Regions from separate parts of the Mus musculus genome. Here regions 1 and 3 are each linked to region 2. The links are chromatin contacts, found by Hi-C or POLR2A ChIA-PET in ENCODE. All regions are on one chromosome and are shown on one strand. Each heading gives the region's core, a stretch centred on a gene start or an enhancer-like site at or near the end of the contact. The rest is flanking DNA. Distances are from core to core; before and after follow the strand shown. Region 1 holds the start of Dipk1b (divergent protein kinase domain 1B). Region 2 holds the start of 0610009E02Rik (RIKEN cDNA 0610009E02 gene). Region 3 holds the start of Agpat2 (1-acylglycerol-3-phosphate O-acyltransferase 2 (lysophosphatidic acid acyltransferase, beta)).

Region 1 (2,746 bases), core at 218-2,717, 180 kb before region 2:
GCCAGATCAAAGGACTCAGCCACACCTAGAGCAAAGGGCCAGGGCCAGGGCCAGGACAGCGGCTGGCCCAGGCTGGCCCAAGTGATGTAGAACTAGAAGCCGCTAGAAACCTGCAGGTCAGAGACCACTCCAGGCAGGCCCTCCCAAGCCACCTTGGCACAGGTGGCTCCCCTAGACTACCTTGGCTAAGCTTTGATGGTTTACCTGGCCTCTGTCTGACGCAGCTCTTCTCCAGGATCCCTGAGTCTTTGCTCACCCCGGGGCGGGACTCACCACAGTGGTACTCAAAAGCTCGCACAGATTTCTGCCACTCAGTGGGGAACAAGTTGGCAAGCCCTGGGCCCATAATTTTCGAGGCTGAACAGTCCAGCTCCAGAAAAGTCACATGGAAGGTGGGAAGGTCATTACAGGGATAGTAACTGCACAGCAAACTCCCTGCCCAGGAAACCCGGGCCAGGTGGCAGGTGCCCTAGTGTTTCCCACGCAGGAAACTGAGGCTTGGGGCAGGAAGGGCTCAGCCAGTGGCTCTCTCTGAACCAGCCCCACTGGGAACTGGCCCAAACCCCTCTCCTGCCACTCCTGGGTCCACACATTGCTGAGTCAGGGCCTAGCTTCAGGGCTAGGGGTATGGGTACACCCCATCTCCTGGCACAAGAAGGGTCCCCCATACACCTCAGGTCACGAACCCAACCTAGGCCTGAGCATGGATCACAGCACAAGCTACTGCCTCTGGAAGAGGGCAGACAAGGGCATCTGGGCCTGGAAGAGCTCTGCATCCAACAGGCTTCAGTCCTCATCCTTTATGTAAAACAGTCTAAGGGAGGCCAGGCCCCAGGACAAAGGCATCCTCCAGCATCCTCAGGACGGCCCTTCAGAGAGACCTTGGCTAGACTGGTGAGGGCTGGCTCCTTCCTGTAGGCTCTAAGGACCGTGGCAACCAGCGGCTGGAGCCCAGAGGCCTGACTCCATCACCTCAAAGCATGAGGGGAGGGGCCTCTTCTGCAGACAGGAGCTGGCCCTCCACTGGCCCAAGGTCACCACAGCCCCTGTTTCCAGCTGTCTCAAGAACTGGCCAGGGGCTGGCCAAGTTTGCTATTCCAGAATTTTTTTTTTAAGTTGCGAAGGTTAGAAAGGACTCCGGTGCACCCGCGTGCACCCATCGACCCTCGCCATCCCACGCCCTGCCCCTCCCCGTGTGGTAGCACCTGGCCGGCTGCGGCTTACCTGCAGGCCCTTGGAGAAGGGGCAGAGGAGCACTAGGTGCACCAAGCGCCGCAGCCGCCGCATGATGGGCTCCGGCCCCGGCTGCGGAACCCCGCGGCTGGCTCGGCCTCAGCCCCAGCCCGGCCAGGCCCGCAGCGGCCGCCGCTCGCTCTCCATGCGGGCCGCTCGTCCTCGGCTCGCGTTAAAGGCAAGGCGCGTGCCTTTCTGAGCAAGGACCGCGACGCACGCGCGGGGAGACGGCCTGGAGGAGGGGCGTGCACGCGCGGGAAGATGGACAGAGGGGCGTGCGCGCGCGTGTGGAGACAAACGGAAGGGGCGTGCACGCGCGTGGGAGGACTGGCGCGCGGCCCCGCGGCTAGTCTAGCTCTCCCGCTGGGGACCTACGCCACCCCCCACCCCCCCACCCCCAACCTCCCGAGAGCTCCGGGACCCGCTACGGCAACCCTGTGTGAGCATGAAACACCGGGGCAGGCTGGCGCTGAGGACCTGTAAGGTCCCCGCCTGCGCTTGCGCATTTCTTCCACCTTTTCAAGGGTAAAAGACGTTGATGGATCTGCCCCCATCCCTCCCCAGTATGCAGGTGAGGCTAGTCAGTCCTGAGGCCACCACCTCTGGCACCGAGAGTCTTCAGCCCTTGTTGCACCGGGGCATAGGGAAGGACCCACAGCCCACGCGGTCAGCAACTACTCCTGAGAACCAGTTTCTTCTGATTTCTGCCCATGGACAGACACGCCCCTCTCCTGTGACTCCCATTTAGGGTGATTAGGAAAGCAGCAGCTGACCTTAGTTAGAGGCTTATTGAACTTAGCAGACAATGGCCAGAATGCACCGTCCACCATGCGCATCAGCTGCCCTCAATCCTCACCCACACCTTTCTTAGGGGTTCTATAGCGATGTCATATGCATTCCCAGGGAATACGCCTTCCCCTGTGCCCCAGTGCTGTCCATATATATATGCCTTGCAAAATGATAAAAGACAGCTTTAGTTTAAGGATGTTAATTGCTTCGCAATTAGTGAACCAGGCCAACCTTCTCTTCATAAAAGTGGAGCGAGAGTCCCATGAGCCCAGCTGAAGGGTTTGGATTTATAAGCTAGAAAGGCTGAAGAGAACTAGAGCCAGGAGCAGGTCACAAAACAAATGGAAAATAGCATCAAGTCTGTGTCCCAGAAACCAAGAAGCAGAAGCAGAAAGACCAGCCTGGCCTATGTTTCAAATTCCAGACTAGCCAGAAGCCCAAAGGGAGACCCTGCCTCAAGGAAGGAAAGAAGGAAGGAAGGGAGAGAGGCTGGAAGAAAGGGATGGAAGGAGGGAGGAAGAGAGGAAAGAAGAAAGGAAAGAAAGGAGAGAGGGAGGGAAGGAGGGAGGGAGAAAAGAAGGAAGGAGAAAAAAGAAGGGAAACATGGGATTGTTTCATTATCGCACCAATTATAAACGAGCTGCTTAAGCAGTTTGACTATTTTATTATGTCTTCAATCTTGATTTTGCAGGTCAGATAAACAATGTAGTTTAAGTGTGGTGAC
Region 2 (2,700 bases), core at 13-2,512:
TACAAAGAATACATGGTTACCAAGTGCTGGTCACAGTGTCAGAAGCCACAGGGAGTTCTGACACAGCCTTCATGCATGGGAGTCCTGTGTGCTCTGTAGTGCAGCCTAGGCTATAACAGCTTTGTACCAGATGCTGACTACATAGGACTCCAGGGAACTGGGGATGATGTGCCCAACTTCCAAATAAACGAAGAGTCCCCAGGCAAAGTGGAGGTACCCATGTAATGGTGGGGGCACCCATAAACTCAGGAGTCACCATTTGCCCTGCCTGCCTCAGGCAGTCCCAGTTTGTGCCCATTGCCTTTGCATATGCATTAAAGTACGCCATTCAAGTCCTCAAACTACCCAGTGGCTCTCCTGATGCCCAGAGAGGTTTCAGTCAACAGAGCAGGGCATATGGGCACAGACTGGGCCTAAAACCGGAGTCTGTCACTCAGAGGCCAGGTTAGCTTGGCTGCATGATGCCAGCCAGTCTATAGCAGGCATCGAGTCCTGTCCCTACCTTAGGATGGAGTCAGAGATGGGAGCCAGCACAGCTGTCCCTTTAACATCTCTACCCTTGGGGGCCTGAGAGTGGAGACCTTGCATTTTATTATTTATTTATTTGTTTGTTTATTTATTTAGACGAGGCCTTGCTATTATTTAGCTCTAGCCATCCTAGGGTTGGGGTTGCTGCTTCTTTTTAGGGACTTAAAGTTGAGTCTACCATGTGTTCAGAAAGAGTTTGGAAACCTGGCTCTCTAAAGATAAATGTTAGCTTTACAGAGTGACCCACAGTGCCACGTCAGAGGACATGAAGCTGGCCCTCAGTTCTCCCGGCTATGCTTGCGTGTCTGAGCGCTGGCCAGCTCCACCACACTCCCTCCTTCCCTGCCTCTGGGTTCGCCACTGACCAGGCGGCTTCGCAGGGGCACCGCCTTCTCACGCTCTCTGGAGTACAGGTGAGGGAGCCAGGCCTGGTCACTTCCCCGATGACAGCACCCACCTTTTCCGGAGAGCCTCTGCTCCGACAGACAGACCTGCTGACATCCCTGGTCTAAGTCCAGCGTTCCGCCGTGGGCTTTAGGCCGCGCCCTGCCGGGAGGAGTCGCAATGGAGTTTGAAGGACTTGGCCTCCAGGCTCTGGCTTCTCTCCTCTAGCAAAGGTTGGAGGGGAATGGGGGTGGTGGTGGTGAGAGTTCCTACTAGCACCAGGAAAGGCATTTGCTTAATCACGCGAACTGCGCCGGGCAGGCTCCAGCAAAGAGCCGTAGCCAAGCAACGGGTACAGCTCCGCGCACGCGCCTGTCCAGCCCGCAGAAGTCGACCGCCTAGCTACTCGAGCAGGGTGGCGCACGCGTAGTCGCCCCCGCCGGCAACCAAGAGAACCCAACGGAAAAATGGGGAGGGGGCAAGCGAGAGGGCCCGCTGGGGCTCTGGACTCAGCGGAACTTCTGGCTTTGGTTTTTCAAGACTGATTCTCCCCGGGGATCTGGATTGAAGAATCCTGTCCAGTCAAATCCTAGAACAGGAAGACTGTAGGACAGAACCAGCGTAACCAGGGCGACGTGAAGAGGCGGGGCCCGCGCTCCTGGCTCCGCAAGTGGGTGAGGGCGGGGCCACGGGGGTGGAGCTGTAAGTGACTGACGCAAGAGGGGCGGGCCTATGGGTGGGACGAAGAGATGAGGCGGCAAAAGACTGGAGACGAACGAAAGGCGGAGTCAAAAGGGACACTACGAAAGGCTCTTAAGGGGAATGGGCGGGGCAGCTCCTGGGGGGCGGAACAAAAGGATGAAGCAGTGCAAAACTGGACGGGAGAGGGGGCGGAGCCCAAGGGGGCGTGGTATGATTGACGCGCCGAAGACGTGTACGGAGCGCGGCCAAGAGGGCCGGGCAGGGGGGGCGGGGCAATGGGTGAAGCAGCGAAAGACTGGAAGAAGCAAGAGGAGGGGCAATTAAGGGGCGGGGCGCGCTGACGTCTCCTTCGGACACGTCGGCGGCGGCACCTGGAGCCGGATGTGCCAAGATGGCTGCGGCTGCTGCTGGGAACGCGCTAGTTCCCCCTACTGCCGCCGCCGTCGCCGGCTGGGTTTCAGTTCGCGGCGCCTGAGAAGCCAACCACAGCTCACAGGGTGAGGGCTGAGTGTATGGAGCACGGTGGAGGCCCGAGGGTGGGCGAGGCTGCGGAGGCCAAGCAGGCTCAGTGAGCATCGGGCCTAGCCCGGAGTGGCGAGCGCATTTAAAGAGACACAGTCAGGCCTGGGGAGAACGACAGTACCGGGCCGCCTGGTGCTGAGACACCGGACAGGTTACGGGCCGTGTCGCCTTGGTGGGTTGTCTAAGGGGCTCGTGGTTTCCCAGACCTGACGGGAGACAGATACCTGGTCAGGGCTTCGGGAACTGGTTGGCCGCTGGGGAAGGTGTGTTAACATGGCCAGACTGTGACACCTCCGAGGAAGCCCGCAACTCATTTAAAACGAAGAAAGTGCAGGAAATTGCCAAGCTTGACTTTTGCTGGGTTCTGAAGATATTTGATTCTCGTTGGCTCGAAGACTTCCTCAGAAGTTGATGATCATGGGACACATTTTCATTTGAAACAGGGAGTAGCAGCGTTTATTTGTAATCTCTTGGCCGGCGGAGCAGGATGTCGCAAGGGAGGTCGTGATTTGTTTTTTACCAAGGTGTAGAAAAATGTCGGCTTGGCTGTGGAGCGTCCTGTAG
Region 3 (2,700 bases), core at 114-2,613, 160 kb before region 2:
CATACATTCCTGAGGGGGCTGCAGAGCTGTGAGGACCTGATGCCTTGGAGATCTCAGCTGGGATCCTAGCAGCCCCGTAGCACCCCTCTCCCCCCCCCCCTTCTCTCCAAGCATATCTGGGTCTTCTACCAGAGAAGCTGAAACCCTGCAGCTCACCCTGCCTGCAACCTCATGAGCACAGAAGCCTGAAGCTGGAGTGACTCCTGGTGGTTCCTTACCCACCCTGGCACAGCTTTGGCCCTGCTTTAAAAGCTAAGCACAGGGCTGGCGAAATGGCTCAGCCGGTAAGAGCATTGACTGCTTTTCCGAAGGTCCTGAGTTCAAGCCCCAATAACCACATGGTGGCTCACAACCACCGGTAATGAGATCTGACACCGTCTTCTGGTGTACAAGCAGGGATTGAGGGAGCAGAGTTGACCAGAGTTGAGTGGGCTAACCGGAGCGAGCAGGGGTCCTAAAAATTCAATTCCCAACAACCACATGAAGGCTCACAACCTATAGCTACAGTGTACTCGCATACATAAAATAAGTCTAAAAAAAAAAAAAAAAGCTAAGCACAGTTATATAGGTAGATATTAAAATTATCATCTCTCCGGATCTGAGAAAACCAGAGATTCTCTCAGAATGCCTGGATATAGGGGAGCCTGTGGGCACATTAATATCTACAGCCATCGCTGAGTTCCACACCTAGGTGCAGACCAACCTCACCAAAAAAGAAGCTAGATGCATTTTGTCACTGACATCTGCTCTGAGAACATGATCAGGAAGGATGTATATGGCTGGCCTGCAAGCCCAAGGCTTCTTACTACAAGTGTCCCAGTGAGCACCAACTACAGGCTGGCGGTTAGAACACAGTGCGCATGGGAACACAATCGCCTGATCCACACTGCTGGCCGGGCATCAGAAGGTCCCCGGTGCCACATTACCCCAGAGACACCCCCACTCCAAAACTCTCACTACTCCTTCTGCCTCCCCCAGCTCGTTGCATCATGGGAATAGGGCTTCAGTCTCCCTGCTCAAGGGAACCTAAAGGGCCCAGGCCACCAGCCAGGTGGCCTAGTCAGGTAACCATTGGTCACTCAGTAGCCGGTCAATGGTCCTTTGTGTGGTGACAAGACTGGCATAATGGGCACGTCTTAGGTCGGTTGCACACCCTTAGGGAGCTGCGGTGCCAGGCTGGGGACTTGTGGCCGCAAGCCCCGGTGCAGGGGCGTGGGAGGCAACGCCAGAGCCCAGGCCACCCGGCAGCTCAGAGATGGGAGCCGCGGGACGAGTGAGGGAACCTCAATGTCCTGCCGCAAGGGGCAGGGTGGCAGGGAGGGGCGGGGCGGAGAGGGTGACACCCGAAGGGCCGAGGGAGGCGGGGTCCGCGTCCAGGACGCGGCGGGGCGGAGCGGGGCGCGATGCCCCCCGGCAGGGCCAGGCCCGGAGGGGCGGGAACAGGGCGGGACGGCCGCACCTAGCTCTGGGCTTCCAGCCTGGCCCGCCCTCTACCCTCGGCGCTCCTCAAAAGGGGCGCGGGCGGCGGGTGGAGGGCGGCGGCGCCGTCGGGGCTGGGGTGCGGCCGCCATGGACCCGTGGCCATGGCTGACGGCGGCGCTGCTGCTGCTGTTGCTGCTTGTGCAGCTGAGCCGCACAGCCAGGTTCTACGCCAAGGTCGGTCTCTACTGCGTGCTCTGCCTGTCCTTCTCCGCCGCGGCCTCGATCGTCTGCCTGCTGCGCCACGGCGGCCGCACCGTGGATAACATGAGGCAAGGGGGCCGGACGCCGGGATGGGCGCGCGCTTCCGCTTTCCTAACTTCTGAGCTCCTCGCGTTCTTTCCTTCCTGCCCCGCCCGCCCCGCCGTCCCCACGGTCCGGAGCCTCCGACGACGCGGCTTCCCGTCCCAGGGGCGCGTGTCACGATGTGCGCCGCTTGTAGGGCTCGGCCCTGCGGCGCCCCCTGCGCGCAGCGTGGAGTGTCGGGTTTGCGCGCGCCGCTAGCTTTGGGAGAGGGAGGGGGCCGAGCGAAGGTGGGACAGGCCCAATCCCACTTTCACCAGCAGGGAAACCGAAGCCTAGCCAGGCTTCCGGTCCGTGCTTCCACCTCTCTGCCGGTTAGAAGACACCTGTGCCCAGGTTGTAGCCACAGGTTCTCCTTGTCATTAACTTCCTCTTCTGGGGGGTGGGGGCCGAACTGTCTTTGGACCTGGCTTGCTAGCAATAAAGGAAGGAGGCTGTGGCCAGAATCCTCCTCTGCCCATCTCCCAGAGCAGGGAAGCTTAGTGGACAAGCAAAAGGTACAGGTATGGAGATCAGGCTAGGTTGTCCTGCAATGGGGGCTGCCCGAGAGAAAAAGCCTCTAGTCCTTTCTCCCTGTCCACACTCCCAGGAGACTGTTGCTACATTTCTTTCTGCCCCATTTGGACTGCTGAGAGGGTGGGTTTTGCAATGTCCTGGCCTTGGCCTTGCCTGGGTGTTTCGGACCTTGTGCCCCTGAAGCCCCTCCTCCCCCGCGGTAGTTACAAGGACTGTGAATGATGGTTTCCTGACTCTCGGCTGTATCTGGTCGTCTTTGGGGTTAGGATGCTGTCCTGACCAGCCATATTTTGTGGGTCCCAGCCCTCATTTCTCAGGTGCTTATAGTGACTATCCAGTGTCCCAGGGAGCAGACATGCAGAGGAGACCCTTGCACAGAAGACAAGGGTGCCCTAGCTATGC

The links. A loop is a pair of places that touch in the nucleus more often than their neighbours do. ChIA-PET counts read pairs that join two places held with the same protein, here RNA polymerase II (POLR2A).
Region 1: a map of left cerebral cortex shows a loop between it and region 2 (4-fold over the local background). The contact joins the promoter of Dipk1b here to the promoter of 0610009E02Rik in region 2. A Hi-C loop is called at or near these places in 7 of 37 maps with a recorded cell type or tissue (heart and left cerebral cortex). POLR2A ChIA-PET finds 5 or more read pairs at or near these places in 3 of 5 experiments (Patski and embryonic stem cell).
Region 3: POLR2A ChIA-PET joins it to region 2 with 53 read pairs in embryonic stem cell. The contact joins the promoter of Agpat2 here to the promoter of 0610009E02Rik in region 2. POLR2A ChIA-PET finds 5 or more read pairs at or near these places in 5 of 5 experiments (Patski and embryonic stem cell).

Annotation. Positions count from the first base shown.
Region 1 is chr2:26,627,178-26,629,923 of GRCm38, reverse strand. Dipk1b (divergent protein kinase domain 1B) reads right to left here and starts at 1,467. Exons shown (of 5, transcript NM_019833.3): 1 at 1,225-1,467. The coding sequence starts at 1,287.
Region 2 is chr2:26,444,486-26,447,185 of GRCm38, reverse strand. 0610009E02Rik (RIKEN cDNA 0610009E02 gene) reads right to left here and starts at 1,262. Exons shown (of 3, transcript NR_152209.1): 1 at 986-1,262. It overlaps Sec16a (SEC16 homolog A, endoplasmic reticulum export factor), which reads left to right and starts at 1,970. Exons shown (of 30, transcript NM_153125.2): 1 at 1,970-2,111.
Region 3 is chr2:26,603,080-26,605,779 of GRCm38, reverse strand. It overlaps Agpat2 (1-acylglycerol-3-phosphate O-acyltransferase 2 (lysophosphatidic acid acyltransferase, beta)), which reads left to right and starts at 1,363. Exons shown (of 6, transcript NM_026212.2): 1 at 1,363-1,751. The coding sequence starts at 1,570.